2 separate regions of the Homo sapiens genome follow, and region 2 is linked to region 1. The links are chromatin contacts, found by Hi-C in ENCODE. All regions are on one chromosome and are shown on one strand. Each heading gives the region's core, a stretch centred on a gene start or an enhancer-like site at or near the end of the contact. The rest is flanking DNA. Distances are from core to core; before and after follow the strand shown. Region 1 holds the start of BLVRB (biliverdin reductase B). Region 2 holds the start of NUMBL (NUMB like endocytic adaptor protein).

What was found. Hi-C counts contacts between places; a loop is a spot of excess contacts on that map. Pooled maps may share reads with other maps.
Region 2: a loop to region 1 is called in a pooled map, with 15 times the contacts of the local background. The contact joins the promoter of NUMBL here to the promoter of BLVRB in region 1. A Hi-C loop is called at or near these places in 1 of 168 maps with a recorded cell type or tissue (natural killer cell) and 9 of 50 pooled maps.

What each region holds. Positions count from the first base shown.
Region 1 is chr19:40,463,093-40,469,255 of GRCh38, reverse strand. It overlaps BLVRB (biliverdin reductase B), which reads left to right and starts at 3,511. Exons shown (of 5, transcript NM_000713.3): 1 at 3,511-3,646. The coding sequence starts at 3,568. It overlaps SPTBN4 (spectrin beta, non-erythrocytic 4), which reads right to left and starts at 2,255. Exons shown (of 36, transcript NM_020971.3): 1 at 1,951-2,255. RefSeq lists a silencer at 3,097-3,296 and an enhancer at 4,318-4,437.
Region 2 is chr19:40,686,928-40,693,090 of GRCh38, reverse strand. It overlaps NUMBL (NUMB like endocytic adaptor protein), which reads left to right and starts at 2,440. Exons shown (of 10, transcript NM_004756.5): 1 at 2,440-2,631; 2 at 6,096-6,163. The coding sequence starts at 2,608. It overlaps COQ8B (coenzyme Q8B), which reads left to right. Exons shown (of 15, transcript NM_024876.4): 14 at 54-140; 15 at 718-1,561. The coding sequence ends at 1,056. RefSeq lists silencers at 1,748-1,987, 2,308-2,647 and enhancers at 1,334-2,271, 3,487-3,536, 3,210-4,149, 5,273-5,567.

The sequences.
Region 1 (6,163 bases), core at 2,262-4,761:
ACAAAGGAGGAAGTTGGGAGATCAATGTCCTCAAAAGACCCAGACAATTGCCAACCCACTGAATTCTAGGAAGGCAGGGTCTAAGTCTTGGTCAGTAGAGTGAGTAGAGTGGAAATTGTCCCTTAGGGGGACACATTGAAATCTTTTTTTTTTTTCTGAGACAAGGTATTGCTCTATCACCCAGGCTAGAGTGCAGTGACACAATCATAGCTCCCTGTAGCCTCCAACTCTTGTGCTCACGCGATCCTCCCACCTCAGCCTCCTGAGTAGATGGGACTAGAGGCAAGCTCCACCATGACCAGGTAATTTTTGTATTTTTTGTAGAGAGGGGGTCTCACTATGTTGCTCAGGCTGGTCTCAAACATCTGGGCTCAAGCTATTTGCCCACTTCAACTTCCCAAAGTGCTGGGGTTACACATGTGAGCCACTGTGCCCAGTCCCAAATCCATTTTTGTTCTTCCCTCCTTCCATGGAAAAGTGAAAGTGAGCACACAGCTACCTACCACCTGTGTGACCTTGGCTGAAATACTTCCACTCTTTGGGCCTTAGTTTGTTCATCTGCAAAATAGTAATGATGGCCCGGCACGGTGGCTCATGCTTATAATCTCAGCACTTTGGGAGGTCAAGGTAGGTGGATCACTTGAGGCCAGGAATTCGAGACCGGCCTGGCCAACATGGCAAAACCCGGTCTTTACTAAAAAAAATACAAAAATTAGCCAGGCGTGGTGGCACGTGTCTGTAGTCCCAGTTACTTGGGAGGCTGAGGCAGGAGAATCGCTTGAACCTGGGGGATGGAGGTTGCAGTGAGCTGAGATTGACTCACTGCACTCCAGCCTGAATGACAGAATGAAACTCTGTCACACACACACAAAAGGGTAGGCCAGGCGGTGGCTCACGCCTATAATCCCAGCACTTTGAGAGGCCAAGGAGGTGGGTGGGTCACCTGAGGTCAAGAGTTGGAGACCAGCCTTACCAACATAGTGAAACCCCATGTCTACTAAAAATTCAAAATTAGCCAGGCATGGTAGCTCATGCCCGTAATCCCAGCTACTTGGGAGGCTGAGGCAGGAGAACTGCTTGAAGTCGGGAGGCAGAGGTTGCAGTGAGCCAAGATCGCGCCATTACACTCCAACTTGGGTGACAAGAGTGAAACTCCGTCTCAAAAAAAAAAAAAAGTAATGATAATCGTACCCGTTTCTTAGCGGTGTTTGAAGAGGTAAGTTATTAATGCAGGGATCATGGTATCTGGTACACTGCAAGCCCTTGATACATGTTCCTTGCTATTATTCTTCATCTTTTCCTCACACATCTCAGCAAATCGATTTGCCTCTTCTGGAGTCAGACAGAAATGAGTTCAAGTTCCGCTTTATTCTTGCTGTATCTTTAACCGAGTATCTTTAACTTGGCCTTTCTGTGCCTCAGTTTCCCTCCCTGTTAAACGGTGGTTACAGCTGTTTTCTTCAGTGGAAGACACTTAGAGATGGGGAGGCCCTTAGCACTCCTGTTAGCCCTCTGGCCAGGCCGAGGATCAGCTCTGGCCATAACGCGATTGAATGGGAAGGAAGGGAGCAGGTAATAGGGAAGCCGGGAAGGGGTGTCCTGCGAGCCTCCCCCCAACACCCCCCCCCCCCCGCAAAGGCTGGTGGGGCGCTGGGCTGCGGTGGCATCAGAGGCTTTAACCCTTCCCAGGCCGCGCCTCTCTCCCTGCGGTCCAGACACTGCGCCCAAGGAGGGGGCCTGGGAAGGACAAGGCCTGGGGGTAAGACCCACGCGTGGCGCGGAAGCTAGACCGGGTGGGGGGGTTGTGGGCTCGTCCTGCCCTCGACCCTTTGCCTCCCTCCAGCCGGGGAGACCCGGGGCTCCAGCCATGCCCCGTGCGCGCGGAGGAGGGATGCTCGCCAGGTGGGGACATACTTGGGGGAGGGGCTGTCGGCCCCCCTAGCAGCTCACCTGGGCCCGCGGCCGCCAGCGTCGCTGTCTCCGCTGCTCGCCGCGACCGACCGCCCTCCCTGTCGGCGTCCGCTGCCCGGCCCGGCCCGGCCCGGCCCAGCCCGGCTCAGCTCGGCCCCGCCGGCCCGCGGCTCAGCCAGATCCGCATGCGCCGCCGCGCCTCCCTCTCTCGCGCCGCCGCCGCGCTCAGCGCGCCCCCGGGACCCCCTCCCGCCCGCGGTCCCCGCGCCCCGCCGCCCGAGGCCCACGCGCAGTCACACCCGGCCGCGGCGTGGGGTGCACGGCTGCACTCGCGAGGGCACGGCGGCGTCACGCGCTGCACACTCCCACGGGGTCACGCTCGCCACGCTGCCATACTCGCGGGGGCCTCGGCGCACAAACTCACCCCCGCATCCACGCGCTTGCGCGCCGTCACTCCCTCCTGTGGGGTCTCACGGGGTCACACCCTCACGCCGTCACACGCGGCGTCCACACTGGAACGGTGTCACCCACCACCACACAAATCCAATAGGGTAACCACCGCCCACGCGGCGTCACACACAAATGCACCTGTCACACACAGCCGCACACTCCCCGGCAGTCACAAACAGTGTCATAGGCCCACACATCACGCACAGCTTCACAGCCACAGTGTCACACACTCTACACACTCGAACCTTCATAGCAGTCGCCCCGCACATGCTGCACCGCCGCACCTCACACATCATAGTCACAGGGGGTCACAATGAGCAGCTCAACACAGACACCCACAGCCACACACTCGAATGGGGTCCCGGTGTCACACATCCTTACACGAGACATGTGGTGTCACACACTGTCACAGTCTAATTAGTCTCACGCTTCCATGTAGCACACCTCACACGTCCCACACCCTATCGTACAGGCTGACGCAGTGTCACCCACGGTGTCACCACAAGGTCACAAAAGAACAGAATCAATGCCTGCCACACGTGGTGTCACGCACGTGTAGTCACACTGTAACACGGGATCACACTCAGAGGATGACACAAGGTGTCACCCACAGTCCTGCTTGCCCTCCGGGTCACTGAGTCACACAGGGTCATATAAGTGCATAGGTACGCCGTGACACAGTGTCTTACATCCAAGTGCACACACACACTCTGTCCTCCTAACTTTCTCCCCTTGCTGGTTCTGGGAGGCCCTGGGGCTTAGAGTGCGCCCCAGATCCGCTCCAGGCTCCGGGAGAGGGGGCGTGAGCTACGAGAGGCCGTGGGTGAGGCTCGCCTGGCCCCGCCCCTCTCCGGGAGGTGGAGCGCGGAGGCAGGGCGCTGAGTGACAAGTTATCTCGGCTCCGTCCACTCTATTTGTTGCTATGTGGAGGCGTGGCCTTCTGTGGCCCCGCCTTCCAGTCTAAGTGGCGCGCAGAGAGGGCGGTGCTGGACGGTGAGCGAATGCAAGCTGACGCCTGCCCCGCCCATCCGCGTTAGGCCCCGCCCCTTGACCTGAGCCGCGGGCGGAGAGTCTGAGGCGTGGCCCTTCGAGCCAGCTCCGCCCCGTTGTTCCTGGCTTGAGTAGGGCAGAGAGCACCGCCCAGCAGCCAGTGGGTTCCCGCGCGTGCCGAGACTCTGAGGCCTTGCACCCCCACGATCCCGTACGATGGCCGTCAAGAAGATCGCGATCTTCGGCGCCACTGGCCAGACCGGGCTCACCACCCTGGCGCAGGCGGTGCAAGCAGGCATGAGCCGGGGCGGGCGGGGCATGTCACGGGACAGACGGGCAGAACTTTAGGAAGGGGCACCATGGGGTCGGGCCGAGGCTGATTGGGGCCATGAGCGCCCCAGCCAGGTGTATGAGGACTCAGGGGCCAAAGCAAGTGGCCACGGGGGCAGAAATGGGGAAAGATGTGAGATCCAAGTTTATGTGAGTCCAAGCCAGAGAGGAATTGGCCCCGGGAGCCCCGGGAGGACTCCACTGGCACAGTCGTGTGTAAGTCCAGGGCTCTTATGCAATGCGGTTGTCATTATTGTGGTTGTGGTGGTGGTTGTTCGCACTCCCAGAGAGGATTTACTAAGCCAAGCTTGCTCTGTCGTCTCTTCACATGAGAGCTTTCAAAATGGGGTGGGAACTAGTATCACCCTACTTGACAGATGAGAAAACTGAGACCCAGAGAGTGACTTGCCCAATATCACACAGCTGTTAACTGACAGGACTGGGATTTGAACTCAGCTCATGCTCTTAACCACCACAAGTCCCCAGGCTGGAAACTGAAAAAGTTGGGGGGTCAGGTTGCTGCGAGTACCTAATGGGAAGGAGTCACAGAGAGACATGAGTGAAGACTTGGGGACAGCAGTCCTGGGAAAGTCAATGAGGGCTGAAAATTTGGAGTTGCCCCAGGAGAGAGGGCAGAAAAGGGGATAACCATCCCCCAGCACTCCCTGCCCCCACAGCCCAGACTTGACCAACTCCCAGCTGGGCCTGGGACTTCCAGATATGGGGCCCCACCCTTGCAGGCCTTGGGGACGCTGAAGATATTGACTATCTGCGTGCCCCAAAAGGGTGGAGGCCAACAGGACCCCACTCTGCTGTCTCCCTTGGAGGGACTCTGAAAGTTCTTCTCTAGGTCCATAACTCTCCCCTTCCCCAGGGAGACCACGTGAGGATCTTGACTTGTGGAGAATGGGGAGCTGTGGGCCTCTCAGTAAAAACCAGTTTGCTGATAAGCATTTATTCGGGAGTAATGGAGAAGGAAGTAAGAGAGAGAAGTTGAGAGGCGCTGAGTCACCTGGAAATCCACTAATTCCACCGAATTCCACTCGCCCACCCTGCTGGTCATAGCTGGGACTGCACTCAGAGGGTTAAGAACTGGAGCCTAGGGAGCTTCAGAGCTGTGGCTCTGAAAAATCTCTTCCCAGCTCTCAGCTTTGCTGTCCCCCTCAGCAAAGGGAAGGGCTGGCCAGGCACGGTGGATCATGCCTATAATCCCAGCACTTTGGGAGGCCAAGGCGGGAGGATGGCTTGAGGCCAGGAGTTTGAGACTAGCCTGGGCAACGTAGCAAGACCCCATCTCTACAAAAATACAAAAAAAAAATAAATTAGCTGGGCGTGGTGATGCATGCCTGTAGTCCCAGCTACTCAGAAGGCTCAGGTGGGAGGATTGCTTGAGCTCAGGAGTTCAAGGCTACAGTGAGCTGTGTTTGCACCACTGCACTCCAGCCTGGGTGACAGGGTGAGACCCTGTCTCTCAAATTTAAAAAAATACATAAAAAGAAAGAAAAAGAGGCTGGGTGCGGTGGCTCACGCCTGTAATCTCAGCACTTTGGGAGGCTGAGGCAGGTGGATCACGAGGTCAGGAGTTCGAGACCAGCCTGGCCAATATAGTGAAACCCCGTCTCTACTAAAAATACGAAAAATTAGCCGGGCATGGTGGCTGGTGCCTGTAATCGCAGTTACTTGGCAGACTGAGGCAGGAGAATAGCTTGAATCCGGGAGGCAGAGGTTGTGGTGAGCCGAGATTACGCCACTGCATTCCAGCCTGGGCGACAAGAGTGAAACTCTGTCTCAAAAAAAAAAAAATTAGCTGGGCACAGTGGTACGTGCCTGTAATTCCAGGTACTTGGGAGGCTGAGGCACAAGAATCGCTTGAACCTGGGAGGTTGCAGTGAGCTAAGATTGCATCACTGCACCACTGCACTCCAGCCTGGGTGACACAGCAAGATGAAAGGAAAGAAGGAAGGAAGAAAAGGAGGGAGGGATGGAGGGAGGGAGGGAGGGAAGGAAAGAAGGGAGGGAAGGAGGGAGGGAGGGAGGGAGGGAGGGAGAAGGGGCTTGGATTAACTGGAGTTCACAATGGTTCTGTAGGGCCAAGAGTCTTAACAGGCATGAACTCTGGTGCCAGCCTGCCCACATTCAAGTCACCAGCTCTGCGGCTTACAGCCTTTGTGACCAAATGCCTTGTCATCTGTGTACCTAGATATGTGTAAGATCATGACAAAACTGGTAGTACTTGCCCTAGGGCTCTTGGGATAATTAAATGAGATCTTATATAGGAGGTACTTAGACTAGCATTGAATTTTGCAGTCTCTGGATCAGACTTACTTAGGTAAAAATTCAACCTTCTCTACCTACTAGCTGTGTGATCCTGGCCCGGTTGCCTAAAATTGCCTCAGTTTCCCCATCAATGTGGACAGGATAATGATACCTACCTTGCAGGGTTGTTGCAACCTGATGCTTCTCAAACTGTGAGTTACAATGA
Region 2 (6,163 bases), core at 1,191-3,690, 220 kb before region 1:
GAGCCCCCTTGAGCCCCGGCCTTTGTCCCTCTAACTCCCACCCGTCTCCCCAGGTGGTGAAGGCTGCAGCTGATGGAGACAGAGACTGTGTCCTGCAGAAGTCCAGGGACCTCAAATTCCTCACAGGCTTTGAAACCAAGGTGGGGAGACACTGGGGGAGAAAGGGGCTGGTGTCTGTTGGTGGGGTGCAGTGGGGGGCTGCTTATCTCCACTGAGGAACTCGAGTAGGTGATGGGGCATGTCGATACCCGGGGACTGGGGGACTCTAGGAGGGGCTTGTCTCCACTAGGGAGAATGGAGGCTGTGTGTCTATACCTGGGGAGTGGGTGACTCTAGGAGGGATGCTTATCCATGCTGGGGGCTTTGGGGAGGAGTGGGGGGAGGTGGCTGCCTGACTTCTCAGGAACCCTGGGAACATGGGCACCGTGGATCTGTTCAGGAGGGGCGAAGGCCGCTTCTCTGTTGTAGAGAGAGTAGAGGGCTACTTGTCTGTTGGAGGCTCTGCAGGGAAGTAAGGGGTGCTTACTCGGGGAATAGGCAGCTGCTTGTCTAGTCCAGGCTCTGGAAGGAGTGGAAGCTGCTCACTCTTGGGGGAGTCGGGGCTTGTGTTGATGGTGGAGACTGGAGGGAGTGGAGGCTACACGTTGTTTCTGGGTTATGCAGAGGGCTCTATGTCCACACTGGCTGCCTTTGCTCTCCCCCCACCCCCACTCCCAGGCATTCTCCGACGCCCACGTGGAGGCAGTGATGATCCTGGGGGAGCCTTTCGCCACCCAGGGCCCTTATGACTTTGGGTCGGGGGAAACGGCCCGCCGCATACAGGACCTCATCCCGGTGCTGCTGCGGCACCGGCTGTGTCCCCCACCCGAGGAGACCTATGCCCTGCACCGCAAGCTGGCAGGGGCTTTCCTGGCCTGTGCCCACCTCCGAGCCCACATCGCCTGCAGGGACCTCTTCCAGGACACCTACCACCGCTACTGGGCCAGTCGCCAGCCAGACGCAGCCACTGCCGGCAGCCTCCCCACCAAAGGGGACTCCTGGGTGGATCCCTCATGACAGCCTCCATGGGGGATTCAGTCCCCAGAGCAGGCCGTACCCTGCTGTAGTGCCTCTTATCCCTTCCCCGTCTGCCCTGGGTCAGAGGAGCCCCCTTGGGCTTCCCAGTCTTGCCTGGCTCTCCTCCTTGGCCCAGGAGCTCAGGATCCCTGGGGCTGGGGAACTCCCAACTTCGTGCCCTAGATCCTGCACCTCCCCACTCGAAAGTGGGTATCCGAAAACTAAGCCAGGGAAGCGGTTAACTTATCTTTGCCAACATTTGAGGGAGCCTTGGGCCGCTGCATGTCGTTATGCAGATCAGACTCATCAGGGGGAGCCCTCACCTCTGCCTCAAGCCTCCCGTGGAAGGCGAGATGGTCCTGGAGGCAGTCCTCACCTCTGCCTCCCTCGCTCCTCCAACAGCTGCCTTCTCCCGGGTTCCAGCCTCTCAGTGTGTTGGAGAGGTAGGGGTGCGGGGTGGGGGGGAGCTGAATCTTCAATCGGAATAAAAGCAGCCCTCCCCTTCCCCCAGCTCTTTTCTCTGCGCTAGGGTTGGGGGGAGAGGGGGAGGAGCTCGCCAGCGGCCTCCAGGTGCAGATGGCCAGCCCCCCTGCACCCCCTTGTCTGAAAGCCTCAGCCCTGCCTGTGCCATCTGTTGCCGGGAACCTCCTTCTCGCCTTCCCCACCCCCCCCCACGTGCTGACCACCTGCTCTAAGGGCTGTGGCAGCTGAGGCCTCCCACACACACAGTGCCTCTTGGCTGCGGGCTCCCTCCCCTCACTCCTGGCAACCTCGCCTTTACTAATGGGCTCTAATGTCCCTGCCAGCTGCTTTGCCAAACCCACAGGATTGGCGTAGGGGGCGGCGGGGGCGCCGTAGCGGCCAGAACCGCGCCCTGGTCCCACCCCGGCGCCCCCGTTCCCAAAGCCGAACCGATCGCGCATCAGGACGCCTTGGTCTGTTCACACCCCCTCCCCTTCCTTGCAAAAAGTGCCTCGTCACCGCTCCTGCCCGCCCCCGCCGGGCTGGGGAACCATGGGGTTAGCGGGAAGATTTGGGGGTGTGGGGCGGCAAGGCGCCTCTAGAAGCAACTCTTTCGGACGCGGAGCTGGAGGGGATCTGAGGTCAGGTGTCACGGAGGGAAAGGGAGCCCAGGCCAGGACGGACCGGGGGAAAGGACTCGGCGATGTTCATAGGCATGCTCAGCTCGGGACTGGCCAATGGGCGTGGCGGGGCGGTGGCCGCGCCGGGGAAGGCGGGATGGTGTCTGCGTGTGGGCGGGGTCTTCAGGCCAAGGGGCGGGGCGGGGCGGGACCTTTCTGCATATACGGCAGGCGGCGGGCCAATGGGCGGGGTCGGGGCGGGGAGCCGAGGCCGAGGGACGCTCCCCCGCCCCCGGAACGGAATCCTCCCGGGAGCCGAGGAGGCTCGCGCGCGTGCATCCCGCACCATCCCCCGGCCCCGGGCCCTGGCCGGCGTCAGACCGAGCTGCCGCCGCCACCACCGCAGCAGCAGCAGTCGGGGAGCCAGGCCCAGCCAGGGCCGCGGGAGGCGGGGGCGCCCGGGCCCTGGATGTCCCGCAGCGCGGCGGCCAGCGTGAGAAGGGCGGGAGAGGGGGGCTCGGGTCGGGGGCGGCGCCGCTGCTGATGTGGCGGAGGGTGGGAGGCGGCCGCGGCGCCCGGATGGAGAGAGGGTGCCAAGGCTGGAGAGGGTGGTCCCGGGTGGGGGTCCAGGAACAGGCCCAACAAGCCAAAGCCCAGGAGACCGGGGTCTTGGGCACAGACCCCTGGGCCATCTCTTGCCAAGGCCCTGGAAATAGGGATCCTGGACACAGACCCCCCACAAAACCAAGGACAGGGGTACAGAGATTCTAGGTACAACTCCTAGAACTAGATGGGGATGGAGATGGGGTCGGGGACACAGCCCCCGTATCAAACCAAGGCCTCCAGGACGCGATTCCAGACACAATCCCTACCTCTCCCTGCCTAAGGGGGTCTCAGCACAACAACTGCCTAGGTACGGTCTCGAGGATGGGGTCACTGGGTACAGCGTTCCCACCACGCCAAGGCCTAGGGGGACTCCAAGCACAGCCTGCCCCCAGGTCTCAGAGGCACCCTGGGCACAGCATCCCCCCAATCCTTGGGCGGAGTCCCAGGCACAGCCACTTCTCAAAACAAGGTCCCTGTGCCTGGGACTCCACCCCACCCCAGCCTGAATAAAATAAGGACAATTTCAGGCAACCCCCAATCCCTCCACCCCCTGGCTTGGTCATGGGTCCCAGGGCACAGGATCCCTAGGCCACCCCCTTTGTCCCCAGGGCTGCCCAGCTGTCCAAGAGTGGCCCCACCCGCAGACAATGCACCGCTTCCCCCTCCTGGACCTGGCCCTCAGGCTCCAGGATACAGGCTGGGCTGGGGGCGGCTCCCCAGGGACCGGGTGCAGCCCTGTCTGTCTGCAGTGTCTGCGGTGACGGTGACGGCGGCTTTGTGTGTGGTACCTGGGGGGAAGGGGGGAAGCAAGCGATGGGGAGGTGGCTAGGAGTGTGCCCTGTGTTTGTGTGACTGTGGCTGTGTATGTGTGTGTGTGTGTGCACGCGTACGCTGCAGCTGGTGACTGAGGAATCCTGTGTCGTGTGTGTGTGCTTGTGGTGGTGTCTATGATTGTGTCTGTGACCCTAGTATCTGTGTGACTGTGTATGTGTGTGTGACAGCTGCTCACTGTGCAGAATCCTGTACTTTTTAGTCTGTCTGTGTTTGGAGGTGTGCATGGTTGTGACTGTGGTTGTCTGTGATTGTGTCTTTTGTGACCCTGTGTTTGTATGCCTCGGTAACTATAACTGGGTATGTGACAGTATGTGTTGAGTCTGGGGGTGGGCATGCGTGTGACTGACAGGACGTGGGTGGAGTTGTGACTGTGTGTGAGTGGAGTTGTCTATGGCTCCATGTGCATGTGTGACCCTCCCAGTGACTGACAATGTTTATAGTTGTGTCTCTACCTGATTTTATATACGTGAGTGACACACACCTGTCTGTGCAACTCTGCCTGTGTGACTGCCATTGTGTCTGAAGTCACATTGTATCTGTGTGACTGGGGTTGTGTGACAGTATTGTGTATGACAGTGGTTGCGTATGCAGAACCATGTCTGAGTGTGTGACTGAGGTTGTATTAATATAAATGACTGTATCTAGCAGTGTGTGTGATAACGAGTGATTGTGTGTATTTCTAGCCTTGCATGTGTGATTTGGGTTATGTATTTGACTTGGTGTCTGAAACCCTGGCTATTTAGAGGGATTATTTGTGTGTGACTAAAGCTGTGGATGTGTCTCCGTGCTGGTGCCAGGAAATTATGTTTGTAGGGGTGTGTATATGATTATGGCTTCCATATTATTGTGTTTGACCTGCATGTCTGACCCTGGGTGACTATAGATGTCTGTGTCTATGTCATCATCTGTGAGAGTGTGGGGTCTGTAGCTGTGTGCCTGTTTTTGTCTCTGTGTGTATGTGCTGGACTACCTGTGTTAGAATGTGTGATTTGGTGATGAGATTGGCCCCTGACTGTGCACATGGCTCCGTCAGGACCTGTGTCTTCTGTGTAAACCCAGCTATAAATGCCACATCCTGGTCACTGCATTTATGTGCATACACTGGACTGTGTACTTGTGACATGGGAAACTAAAACTGTGTGCTTATGTCTCTATGTGTGAGATATGTGTGTAGGTGGGGCTTGTGACTTTGTGCACCTGTCCACACGGGGCTGTGATTCTATATGGCCACATACTTGTCTGTGTGACTTGTGTGCCTGCATGAAGAAAGGCTATATGTTTCGCTGCATTGGAGTGACATGGTACAGCTGTGTATGGACACTGGGTGACGGGATTATGACCATGATAGGTGGCTGGGTCACATGGACATTGATGCTGTGGCCATGCCTATAGGACCACCATGGCTGTGTCTTGAGGGAGGCCATCCTTGGGGACAGTTGTTTGTGGGTGGTTGCATGCTGTGGCCATCAGTACCTCTGTATGTGGTTGTGTATAGAGGACTGTCCCTATGAGTGTGGCTGTCACAATAGACTGTGTGACTGATGCTGTGACCAGATTTGAGCACCTATGACTGAGTATGTGTGACCACGTGACAGTGTGTGGCCAAAAACAGTGTGTTGGTGTGACTGGTCTGGTTGAGGCTGCATGTGGTCTCCGTGGGACCAAATGTGTGTCTGTCCGTGTGCATCTGTGACCAGATGTCAGTGTGCAGCAGTGGAGATACGTGTAACAAGTGTATATAGCTGCGATTGTGTCGTGTGGGACTGGGTCAGCAAATGGGTGAACTCTGGGTGTGATTCTATCTGGGTGGGCCTGTGACGTCAGTATCTTGGGCGGGTGCCTGAGGAAACATAGCTGTCACTGGGTGTGGCCACGCATGTGCGGCTCTAGTGGGTTGTCTGGGCCCCGTTCTTTGTATGTGGCTGAGAATGTGGAAGTGACCAAATTTCAGTGGGTGGTGTGACCAGGTGTCTGCGGTGGGAACTGAGTGGGCCAGGACATGCTGCATGTATGTGGACAAATGTCTGTAGTAGAGACTGTGTGTGTCCGAACATGAATATGCGGCCAGATGTTTACAGTGGCAGCTTTCTGGGTTTGGGACTGTTTCTGTGTATCTGCGATCTGAGGTGTGTAGCTGTGATTGCGTCTATGTGTAACCAAGTGTGTAAAGCTGTGGCCAGATGCTAGGGACACCTGTAGATATGAGTTGGCTGCGTATGTGTGTAGCCCTGCACATGCATCTGGAGGGCAAGGCCACTCTCACAGCATCCCCTTGGGCAGTGAGGCTCTCCTGAGGCCAGCACATCCCCAACATATGCCCCCCAAACATACCTACTCCTTCCTGGGCCCTTGGAACCAGGTGGCTGATCTCCCTGGTAACAGTTGCTAGGACAACTAGGACTCTCATCAGGGAGCCCAAGATGGAGGGGGCTGGCCGAAGTCCAAAGTCGGGGTGAAGTATCAGACTGAGCCCCAACCCAGACAAACTTCTCACCTTCTCCTCCCCTACTCGGGCAGGGCGGACCCCGGAGGCCTGAGCGGCACCTGCCCCCAGCCCCCTGTGGGGCCCCGGGGCCCCCAGAAAC